Regions from separate parts of the Homo sapiens genome. Here regions 2 and 3 are each linked to region 1. The links are chromatin contacts, found by Hi-C or POLR2A ChIA-PET in ENCODE. All regions are on one chromosome and are shown on one strand. The core of a region is the stretch at or near the end of the contact, and the rest is flanking DNA. Distances in the headings are between cores, read along the strand shown.

Evidence for each region. A loop is a pair of places that touch in the nucleus more often than their neighbours do. ChIA-PET counts read pairs that join two places held with the same protein, here RNA polymerase II (POLR2A). Pooled maps may share reads with other maps.
Region 2: a map with no recorded cell type shows a loop between it and region 1 (5-fold over the local background). The contact joins two enhancer-like sites. A Hi-C loop is called at or near these places in 4 of 168 maps with a recorded cell type or tissue (B cell, astrocyte of the cerebellum, endothelial cell of hepatic sinusoid and 1 more), 11 of 37 single-sample maps with no recorded cell type and 6 of 50 pooled maps. POLR2A ChIA-PET finds 5 or more read pairs at or near these places in 9 of 52 experiments (A673, B cell, Caco-2 and 6 more).
Region 3: a map with no recorded cell type shows a loop between it and region 1 (5-fold over the local background). The contact joins two enhancer-like sites. A Hi-C loop is called at or near these places in 1 of 168 maps with a recorded cell type or tissue (endothelial cell of hepatic sinusoid), 5 of 37 single-sample maps with no recorded cell type and 5 of 50 pooled maps. POLR2A ChIA-PET finds 5 or more read pairs at or near these places in 9 of 52 experiments (B cell, Caco-2, GM12878 and 6 more).

What each region holds. Positions count from the first base shown.
Region 1 is chr2:173,938,236-173,941,721 of GRCh38, forward strand. The region is part of intron 4 of SP3 (Sp3 transcription factor); the gene reads right to left. Among named protein-coding and RNA genes, the nearest start is that of SP3, 25 kb to the right of the region's middle. RefSeq lists an enhancer at 1,838-1,977. Within about 2 kb of position 1,721, at least 5 of the 41 ENCODE cell types and tissues checked have a DNase peak (open chromatin) inside an H3K27ac peak, as active enhancers do; they include GM12878 and OCI-LY7, where a contact is called at or near this core.
Region 2 is chr2:173,896,288-173,899,822 of GRCh38, forward strand. No RefSeq gene overlaps it. Among named protein-coding and RNA genes, the nearest start is that of SP3, 67 kb to the right of the region's middle. Within about 2 kb of position 1,989, at least 4 of the 41 ENCODE cell types and tissues checked have a DNase peak (open chromatin) inside an H3K27ac peak, as active enhancers do; they include OCI-LY7, where a contact is called at or near this core.
Region 3 is chr2:173,987,542-173,991,263 of GRCh38, forward strand. No RefSeq gene overlaps it. Among named protein-coding and RNA genes, the nearest start is that of SP3, 24 kb to the left of the region's middle. Within about 2 kb of position 1,975, at least 4 of the 41 ENCODE cell types and tissues checked have a DNase peak (open chromatin) inside an H3K27ac peak, as active enhancers do; they include GM12878 and OCI-LY7, where a contact is called at or near this core.

The sequences.
Region 1 (3,486 bases), core at 471-2,970:
CACCTGAGGTCAGAAGTTCAAGACCAGCCTAGTCAACATGGTGAAACCCTGTCTCTGCTAAATATACAAAAATTAGCCGGGCGTGGTGGTGGGCGCCTGTAATCCCAGCTACTCGGGAGAGGCTGAGGCAGGAGAATCACTTGAACCTAAGAGGCAGAGGTTGCAGTGAGCCGAGATAGTGCCATTGTGCTCCCGTCTGGGCAACAAGAGCGAAACTTTGCCTCAAAAAAAAAAAAAAAAAAAAAAAGCAACCAAACAGGTAAAATTTACATTACACATTTCCACACAAATCTACGTTTATTCTGTATCTATTATTGGCATCTCTTCATTTTATCCATCAAAAAAAAGAATGCAGAAAAAAAAAAGATGAGTAAGCAATGACTGCCCAATCCCAAAACAAGAAATACATGTTAGCTATAATACAAGACAAAGGACAAGTGCTATTAAACAAGCGGTAATTCAAAGGTGGCAAGAAGAAGGGAAGGCTGCGGGATAAGGCAGTATCTGGGCTAAGTCTTGAAAGATGTCAACCTGAAGGTTACTCCACTATTCCTGTTTCTAAAGTGCTGTGGGGTTCAATGTTAATATACCATTTATCACATTATACTAGAATCATGTGCATGTCTGTCTAACCCAATGATTCTTAAGGGGGAGATGAAGAACTGTCCTCCAGGGGACATCTGGCAATGTGTGAAGCCATTTTTTTTATTATCACAACTGCCTGGGGTACAGAGTGCTACCAGCATCTAGTGGGTAAGTCAGGAATGCTCCTCAACATCCTACAATGCAGAGGACAGCCCCAAAACAAAGAATCATCAGGCCCAAAATATCAACAGTGCAGAGGTTGAGAAATCATAGTCTAACTTGTTAGATTATGAGCACCTTTAGTGCAAGAATTATCATATTCATCTTTGTAATTCCAGTATCTGGCATGCACAGCAAGAGCGCTGTAAGTTATCTGTAGACTCAACAGACCTCAATTTAAAGGTAATGGAAGAGCCAGTAAAGACTTTACAGAAAGCAACATGATCTGTGTTTAGGGAAAATGACTGATACCAAAATGATGTATTGGAACAGTTTCTAGTATCTTACAAAATTTAAAATGCACATATTCTCCAACCTTGGGATTGTGCTTTCAGATGTATATGCTTCAGATATGCATACTTTAACAAAAGAAATGACACATCTGTATAAGGATATCTACTGCAGCATTTTTGAAATAAGATTAAAAATTTTTGTGACATCTGGCCAGGCACGGTGGCTCATGCCTGTAATCCCAGCACTTTGGGAGGCCGAGGCAGGTAGATCACCTGAGGTCAGGAGTTTGATAACAGCCTGGCCAACATGGTGAAACACTGTCTCTACTAAAAATACAAAAAATTAGCCAGGTGTGGTGGCATGGGCCTGTAGTCCCAGCTACTCAGGAGGCTGAGGCAGGAAGATCACTTGAGCCAGAGAGGCGGAAGTTGTAGTGAGCCAAGATTGCGCCACTGCACTCCAGCCTGAGCAACAGAGCAAGACTCCAACTCAAAAAAAAAAAAAAAAAAGTTACACTGATTTTGGGGGAGGAATTAAAAAGATTAAAAATGTAAAAATTTTTTTTAAAAATAAATTTTTGTTAATGCACCAGAAAGGAGGGGGCATGGAAAATGGAAGTTGTTTTTTAAGAGAGAGTCACCCAGGCTGGAGTGCAATGACTCAATCATAACTCACTGTAGGCTTGACCTCCTGGGTTCAATCAATCCTCCCATCTCCGCCTCTCTGAGCAGACAGGACTATGGGCACACATTACTGTGACCAGCTAATTTTTTTTTGTTTTTTGGTAGAGGCAAGGTCTTGCTTGGTTGCCCAGACTGGTTTCAACTTCCTGGCTTCAAGCAATTCTCCCAGCCTCAGCCTCCCAAAGTGCTGGGATTATGCCACCACACTCAGCCTAGATTAGATGTCTTAATAGTAGTCTAGGACAGCGGTCCCCAACCTTTTTGGCACCAGGGACCAGTTTCATGGAAGACAATTTTACTGCTGACAAGGGAGATGGTTTCAGGGTGAAACTGTTCCACTCACTCAGATCATTAGGTATTAGATTTTTCATAAGGAGCTTGCAACCTAGATCCCTCGCATGTGCAATTCACAATAGGGTTCGGGCTCCTATGAGAATCTAATGCTGCTGTTGATGTGACAGGAGGCGGAGCTCAGCCAGTCATGCTTATCGCCCACTGCTTACTTTTTGCACTGTGGCCTTGGCACCCGGGGGTGCAAGACCCCTGGTCTAGGAGACCAGTAAGAGCCAAACTAACAAACTGAGAATGGAGAGGATGAACAGATAACAAAAATATGGCAGAAACAGAACAAAAAGGACTTGGAACTTTCCACCAGGAAACAGAAGATTGAAGTTTGCATGTGTGCCCAGCAGCTAAAGGTAGCTGGAGAAAAAACACAACTGTGCTAATTATTCAAGCAGGCACCCAGTACTGCTGCAATTCTACATCTCACATTTCACTTTCCAATTCTCAGATGACCACTTCATACCTTCTTCCTTCTCAAACTTCCTAACACCTGGCCCTCTCACCCATCTTAGCTTGTTTCTTATCACAAAAGGAAATAAGGAATAATCTGACAAGAATTATCTTATCTTCCAATCAACATATCTGTATCTCTGAATGTCTATCCAATGCCCTTTCCCTGTTATAATGACCCCTACTCCTGTGTCCAACCCTTAAACCTGTGTCCTGTGTTTCACCTTGCTTGTTTTCTTAAAACATCCCTCTCTCATCCTCTTTCATACTTTCTCTCCTCTATCATTAATTTGTGGCGAGATTCTTAGAAAACCAACCTCCTCAACCAGGTCCACCTCCAGCTACCACCTATTTCAATGTTGCTCACAACACGAGTAAAAAAAAAAAAAAAAAAAAAGTCTGTAATTACTCTCACTAAATCCTCTTCACCTTTTAAATCATTCTACTCATGCTTTCCTCCCCAGCACTCTTAATGAAACCACTTGTTAAAAGTCACCAACAATCATTATCTTACTAAATCCAATATCCCGTTCTCTCTCATCTTATGTACCCTCCACAATATATGAATAGATAATGCTAGGCATGGTGGCTCATGCCTGTAATCCCAGCACTTTGGGAGGCTAAGGCAGGTGGATAACGTGAGACCAGGAGTTCGAGACCAGCCTGGTCAACGTGGCAAAACCCCATCTCTTCTAAAAATTACAAAAAATTAGCCAGACATGGCAGCACACATGTGCAGTCCCAGCTACTTGGGAAGCTGTGGTGGTAAGGTCACCTGAGCCCGGAAGGTCCAGGCCAGTGATCATGCCACTGCACTCCAGCCTGGGTGATAGTTGAGACCCTGCCTAAAAAAAAGAAAAGAAAGGGATAAGCATTCCCTCCTCCTTTCTTAAGTAATTTACACACTTGGCTTCCAGAATATACTTGGCTTTCATGGAAGCTCCTTCTGTTTCCTTTGCTAGCTCTTCCT
Region 2 (3,535 bases), core at 739-3,238, 42 kb before region 1:
TTTAATTGACTCACAGTTCCACATGGCTGGGGAGGCCTCACAATGAAAGTGGAAGATGAAGGAAAAACAAAGGGACATCTTACGTGGTGGTTGGCCAAAAAAAAAAAGAGAGAGCTTTTACAGGGGAGCTCGTGAGATGTATTCAGTACCATGAGAACAGCACAGGAAAGACCCACCCCCATGATTCAATTACCTCCCACAGAGTCCTACCCACAACATGTGGGAATTATGGGAGTTACAATTCAAGATGAGATTTGGGTGGGGACATAACCAAACCATATCAGCACTATTCATAATAGCAAAAAGGTGGGAAAAAAAACACAAATGTCCATCATTGATGAGTGGATAAACAAAATGTGGTAAATACATACAATGGAATATTATTCAACCATAAGAAGGAATGAATTACTAGTACATGTTACAATGTGGATGAACCTTGAAAACATTACACTAAGATTCCAGACACAAAAGGCTACATATTGTATGATTCTATTTATATGAAACATCTAGAACAAGTAAATCCATAGAGACAGAAGACAGATTAATGGTTCTGAGGGGCTGGGAGGAGGGGCTTATGGGGACATGTCTGCTTAATGGGCACAGGATTTTCTTTGAGGTAGTTTTGGAAGTAGGTAGAGATAGTGATTGCACAATATTGTCAGTGTATGAAATGCCACTCAATTGTACGCTTTAAGATGGTTAGTGTACAGCATGGTGACTATGGTTAATAACAATGTATTGTATACTTGAAAATTTCTAAGAGAGTAGATTTTAAGTGTTCTTGACACATAATAAATAAGCATGTGAAGTAATGCATATGTTCATTGGCGTGATTTAGCCATTACACAATGTATAAGTATACATTTCAAAATATGCTATATATCATAAGTATGTAAAATTTTTGTCAATTAAAATTTTTTAATGCTAATGGCTCATTTGTTTATGTACATTTATCTCAATAAAAAATGAATCCAACCTAGATTATATTCATCTTTGTACCAATATAGTCATAATTTTAAAAATATATTTATGAAGGAGTCTATAAGGCAAAAGTGCCTAGGACCTATGAAAGTCATAATGCAGCCCTAACCAAGTGCACAGGATGCAGAGACAAGTGGAAGGAACCTGAGCCATCTGAGTGAGAAAGGGTAGTTGGTCAGAGCACAGCGAGTAAGGGACAGGCTCATGTGTGCGGAGGCTGGGGAAGCCGGCAGAGGCCCAGCCAGGCATGGCAAAGCCTCGGGATGCTAGGTGAAGTGCCAATAAAGAGTTTTAAGGAGACTGACATTTTCAAAGATCACTCTGGGCTGCTGATTGGAGTGTGGACTAGTCAGAGTCAGGAAGAGTGGTTACGAGGAGCCCAGATTCCAGGATACTGCTGTAATCCAAGCAAAAAATGATGGCTGTTGCTCGGATGCTGGTAGAGGAGATGTAGAGAGATGCATGGCTTTGAGACACTTGGACAATCAACAAGATCAATATGGGGAATGGGAAGGAGAGGGTGTCAACGTTAACCTTCCCCTTTCTGGCATGAGCATCGAGAAGCATATGACGTTATTCATTGAGATAAATACTGAAGGTCCAGGTTTAGGAGTAGACATTCAGAAACTGAATTCTGAACACATAAAGTTTGAGGTACCTGTGAAAGTTCCAAAACAGGGGCCAAATAGGTAATTCAATATTTTACCTGCAACTCAGTTGAGGAGTGGAGTGAAGATGGAAAACTTGGGAGTTGCCCACGTCTGCAGTAAAAGGAAATCCCAAGAACAAATGAGATCATCCAGTAAAAGAGTGCGGATTGAGAAGAGAAATCAGCTCAGGATCAAGCCTGGGAAAAATTCGACATTTAACTGCCAGGTACAAGAAGAAAAGCTAGCAAAGGAGAGAGAGAAGCGGAAAGAGGAAGAAGGAAACAGCTGGGCCATGGGTAGATATTAGGAAAGAATCTACTTCAACAAATGGAGAACAGCCAACTGATGTGAACACTGAGGTCAGGCAGTATGTGAATGTTTCAATGTTACATGCGTTAGTGACAGGGAGGTCACTGTTGACCTTTTCAAGACCATCTTTAGTGAAGTGAAGGAACAGAAACCAGATGGGAGTTATTTGAGAGGAGAGCAGGGGAAAAGGAAGTGAAAAGTGTGTGGGCAACTCTTTCAAGAACCTGATTGTGAGTGAGGAGTAGGTGACAATGAGACAAGGCGAACCCAGACTTCACTCACCTAGCTGCCTGCCCATGGGGCAATAGGGAAACTAAGACAGAAGTAACTGCCAAAAGCAAAGGAGTTAGCAACCCGGTGCTGCTAATTCTTAGAGGTCAATGACGAGCAAGGCCTAGGTCCTTCTGCAGCTGGTTGCCTGACAGTCTAGCAAGTTGATAGAACCCATGCCGTGACCCTGTTAATTTTATGACTGTTTGCAAAGGGACAGTTTTCTCTGCCCTTGTAGAGCAAAACCAGGGAGGAATTTAAGTTTGCAGCTTGCTCCCCACCAGATCTCACAGTTGTGATGGGATAAAGTCCTCAAGAACAAAGAAGCTGCGATCACACTGAGTCAGAGTCCAAAAAGCCACCTTCAAATAATGTTAAGACTGTATACCACCTTTGGTTGTTCTTTAAGTACAGAGTGTTAAAAGAGGTCGCTCAGCACTGGCGCTGCAGGCTGAGTCCGGCCCCATGATGCTCCCGCACATTCTAGGACACCTTCTTTCTCCACAGCCATAGCTGTTAACGGCTAACTTCTTTCCTCCGAGCCTTTGCCCTCTGTGTCCTAAGTTTAAATTCTAGGACATGAGAAATATCTCAAAAAACTGTCCCTTTATCCTTTGCCAATTGAAAAAGAAACCAGCCCAGCAGAGAGGAGACTAGGTAACACAAGACCTTGGTTCCGGATGGTGTTCACACCTACTGTCGCTTTTGCTGTGCGTCATCAGTCACATAATGACTTATAGGGCAGAATATTGCTTTAAAAAGTTGGTTTTGGCCAGGCGCGTTGGTTCTCGCCTGTTATCCCAGCACTTTGGGAGGCTGAGGTGGGTGGATCACGAGGTCAGGAGATCGAAACACGGTGATATCCCGTCTCTACTAAAACTACAAAAAATTACCTGAGCGTGGTGGCATGTGCCTGCAGTCCCAGCTACTGGGGAGGCTGAGGCAAAAGAATTGCTTGAATCCGGGAGGTGGAGGTTGCAGTGAGCCGAGATTGCACCACTGCACTCCAGCCTGGGTGACAGAATGAGACTCCATCTCAAAAAAAAAAAAAAAAAAGTTGGTTTTGTGCATATGTTGCTGCCTTATAGTTTCTAGTCTCCATTTCAGGGTTGACTCACTGTCTCCAATATTGGAGTAGATTTGAGGAACACTTTGGTTAGAAAGATACATTCCCATCATCAACTTTTCTTAGTTTTTTGCTGCCCTGAATTTGGCTTATCAAGTGAGCCTCAAGTTTAACACTAGAGCCTGAGCAAGTAAGGCCCTATGTTCTTTCTTTGAAAGTCATAAAAGGTTTATTAGGTCCCCTCATGAATCTAAACGTG
Region 3 (3,722 bases), core at 725-3,224, 50 kb after region 1:
ACATGAACTTGAAACTATGCTTTGGGGGGCTTACATGTTACCAATGTCAATTTTTTTTTTTCTTTTGAGATGGAATCTTGCTCAGTTGCCCAGGCTGGAGTGCAGTGGCACAATCTCGGCTCACTGCAACCTCCGCCTCCTGGGTTCAAGCAATTCTTCTGCCTCAGCCTCCCAAGTAGCTGGGATTACAGGCGCCCACCACCATGCCCAGCTAATTTTTGTATTTTTAGTAGAGATAGGGTTTCACTATGTTGGCCAGGCTGATCTCAAACTCCTGACCTCAGCCTCCCAAAGTGCCGGGATTACAGGTGTGAACCACCATGCCCAGCCCCAGTGTCAATATTTTAAAATTCAAAGAAACAAAACAAATTCCTTCAGGTATAATCATGTGAATGAAAATAGTCTTTCATTCATTCATTCATTCTTTTTAAATAAATATACAATTTCTTTTCCTTATCACAGAGAAAGTTAAAAAGAGAGCCACTAGGGTGAGTTTGTTTTACACACTTTATGGAGCAGATAACGTATTGTTTACTCAATTGCTGAGTTCTGGAGGAGAACTCCAATCTGAATTCTACTCAGTATTAGCTACCTATCCTTCAGGGCCTCACACTTGGATGACTTAAGAAAATCTTGTTCCTTCAAACCCTGTACTTTTATTTTTTACCACGGAAATGTTTATTCCTCTGTCCCAAATTGCATGAAAACCTTCTTTGCTGAGATAAGCAAAGCTTTGCCACTTTTGGTAGCTTTAATCAAAAACTGATTCTACAGATTTGGCTGCCCAGACAAGTTGACTGATGGAAAGATATTTATTAACATGCACAGGACTGAGGGATACCTGTACAATGTAATAATTCTTAAATCCACATCTGCCAACCTTTAAGGCATAATTAACGTTGTTTTATTTTTATTTTTTATTTTCAAAACTGTACCCTGTACAACACCGCCCTTGGGTGTTAGTGGAGAAAATGAACACATTGTAACAAATAAAATATTACAGAACAATAATAGTTTTCACTAATAAAAATGAGAACCCATTAAACAGTCTTATTGCCAAACTGCTGGGGGAGAAGCAAAGTCCTTTAACCACTAAGACTGGGACACAGTAGAAACAAACTCTTCCAAGCAAGGTAGGATGGCGCGTGCCTGCAGTCTTAGCTGTGCGGGAGGCTAAGGTGGGAGGATAGTTTGAGGCCAGGAGTTGGAGTCTGCAGTGAGCTATGATCGTACCACTGCACTTCAGCCTGGGTGATAGAGCTAGACCCCATCTCTAAAAAAAAAAAAAAAAAAGAAGGAAAGAAGAGAAAGAAAGAGACTTTTCCTAAGCAATGCAAGGGACGTAGGAGCTGGTACAGGGAAGAAAGGCTGGAGGAGAAAAACAGCAAGCTTTCTTAGGAACAAATGATTTCCCAGCCAGACCTACAAAAGGTTCTTGAGTACGGTAATGAGCCAGAACTGCCTTGATGACTGCAGATGGGTCAGGTCTTATTTGATGCTTAAGTGGTATAGTCCAACTTTAAATCTCTAACTGAAGACTTCCCTGTTTAACTTTCCCACCAGACTTACCTGATGTTATCGCTCTCATTTTCCTAAATAGGAAAAGGCCTATATTATTTTAAAACTTAAATAAAACTAATCTAGTCCATATATACAAATCACAACAGTGACTGAGAACATATATTATAAACCAATGCACGCATACATACAAATACACACACACACAGTATACACACACACTCAAATGTGTATATCCATGAACTTACAGGCCCTTCCGAATATCTGACAAACATAATAATCTACTGGCCAAAATACAGAGCCAGTCCACTAGGCGTCCTTAAAATAAGAGTGTATTCTAGTTTTTCTTCAAGCCTCTACAAAGTTTTGCATTGCTATCAAAATATTTTTGGAAATTCTGTAATGTTTCTCCTTTTCCCTTGGCTTCTTATTTCTGGCAAGGACTAAACCCCAAAATATCTTTCCTCTGGGACACTGAAATAACTGTCCCAACGCAGCTGCCAGAGCTATAGCTATTCAGAGATTTGAGACAGATTTCCAAGGAAGGCCACTTGTAATTTTAATTGTTTGAGTCAAAAGACCAACTTTCTGAGATGTTCAAAGAACAGGTGTATGAGAATTTTTAGTCTTTCTGGATGCTCTCATTTTCGTTCATGATTCTATCTGCTGTTTCACTTCTGTTTCATCCCTCCTTTTGTCTTCATCCCGCCCATCCTCTGGGTTTTATTTTAGACCTAGAAAAAAAGTCAGCCACCCCCCTCCCTCCCAGTGCTCTGAAGTAGTATTTCTCCTCTGCCGACTGCTCAAAAACTTTCTTGCTGTAATGATGCCACAGAATTGGGGTCTTTGTACCCAACATCACCTCCCTCAAGTTTAGGCCAAGGAAGAGGGTGTATCTGGTAGATAAAGGGAGGAAGCAAGCTGTCTCTGCCAACAAGCACAGCTGCTTGACCAGCCCAAACTGAGAGGCCTCCTGCAGATGAATAAGGTTCAGACCCATCACACAGCACACAGGAGACTTTCCTGTGCTTATGCCCAAGCTACTCACCTTTAGGTCGGTGCTTCTCATCTCTGAGAGTTGTTTTTAAAAATATCTTTGTCAAAAAAAATGTTTTAAACAAAACCTTTATTTAGACCCATTGAACCAAATCTCTGGGCCTCGGCCTGAGCGTTGCAATTTTTTTAACAGCTCCCAGATGATTCTATTGTGCAGCAGGGTTAAGAACCACTGATTGAGATTCCGCTTGTGGAAGTTATCCAACCCCGAGCTTACTCCCTTCCTTCCAAATACACCCCAGGAGATTCCTCTGCCTGTTCTCACACTAAAGATTTCTGGGAGCCAGGAAATAAAATAAGGCGGCCTAGGGAATGCAGTTAGTTTTAGAAAAGAAGAGGGTTGAAAAGAGAGGGGGTGCCACGGAGTGGAGGAGGCTGTGTTTGTGGCTCTCTCCCTACCCCTCTGTGGATGTGGGCTGCACACAGCTGGTGTAGATAAGGCTACCACCTCTCTCGAGGACTGGGCCTCCGAGGATTTGAGGATGAGATACTATAAGTGTCAGCATGCTCAGTTTCTTTCCTGCTGGGGTGGGAAAAGGGAAATCATAAGTGCTGGAGGATGCTGGAGACTCGAGAACTGTGATGCAGAGACTCTAGGGAGAAGAACATGATCCCCAGCCAGCAAAGGACAATTTAAAAATTAAGCCGGGTGCGGTGGCTCAAACCTATAATCCCAGCACTTTGGGAGGCCAAGGCAGGAGGATTGCTTGAGGCCAGGAGTCTGCAACTAACATAGCAAGACCTCATCTCTACAAAGAATACAAAAATTAGCCAGGCAAGGTGGTGCACACCTGTAGTCACAGCTACTTGGGAGACTGAGGTGGGAGGATTGCTTGAGCCCAGGAGTTGGTGGCTGCAGAGAGGTGTGATTGAACCACTGCACTCCAGCCTGTGCATCAGAGACCTTGAGTCAACAACTAAAAAATTAAGTCCCACCCATGCCAAATTATTAGGATACAGTAACGAATATGATTTTCCATGCAGAACCCAGCTTGAGAGCCACAGAGCTACTGCACTGACGCATCCACAACGGCCAGAGACTCTGCTAGCCGAGGAGGAAGCAGCTCTCAGAGCCCAACCCACATGGTCCCTTCAGACCCTCCAACTGTTCTCCATGCAGTTAGGAAAGAATAAAGAAGTCCCCTCTT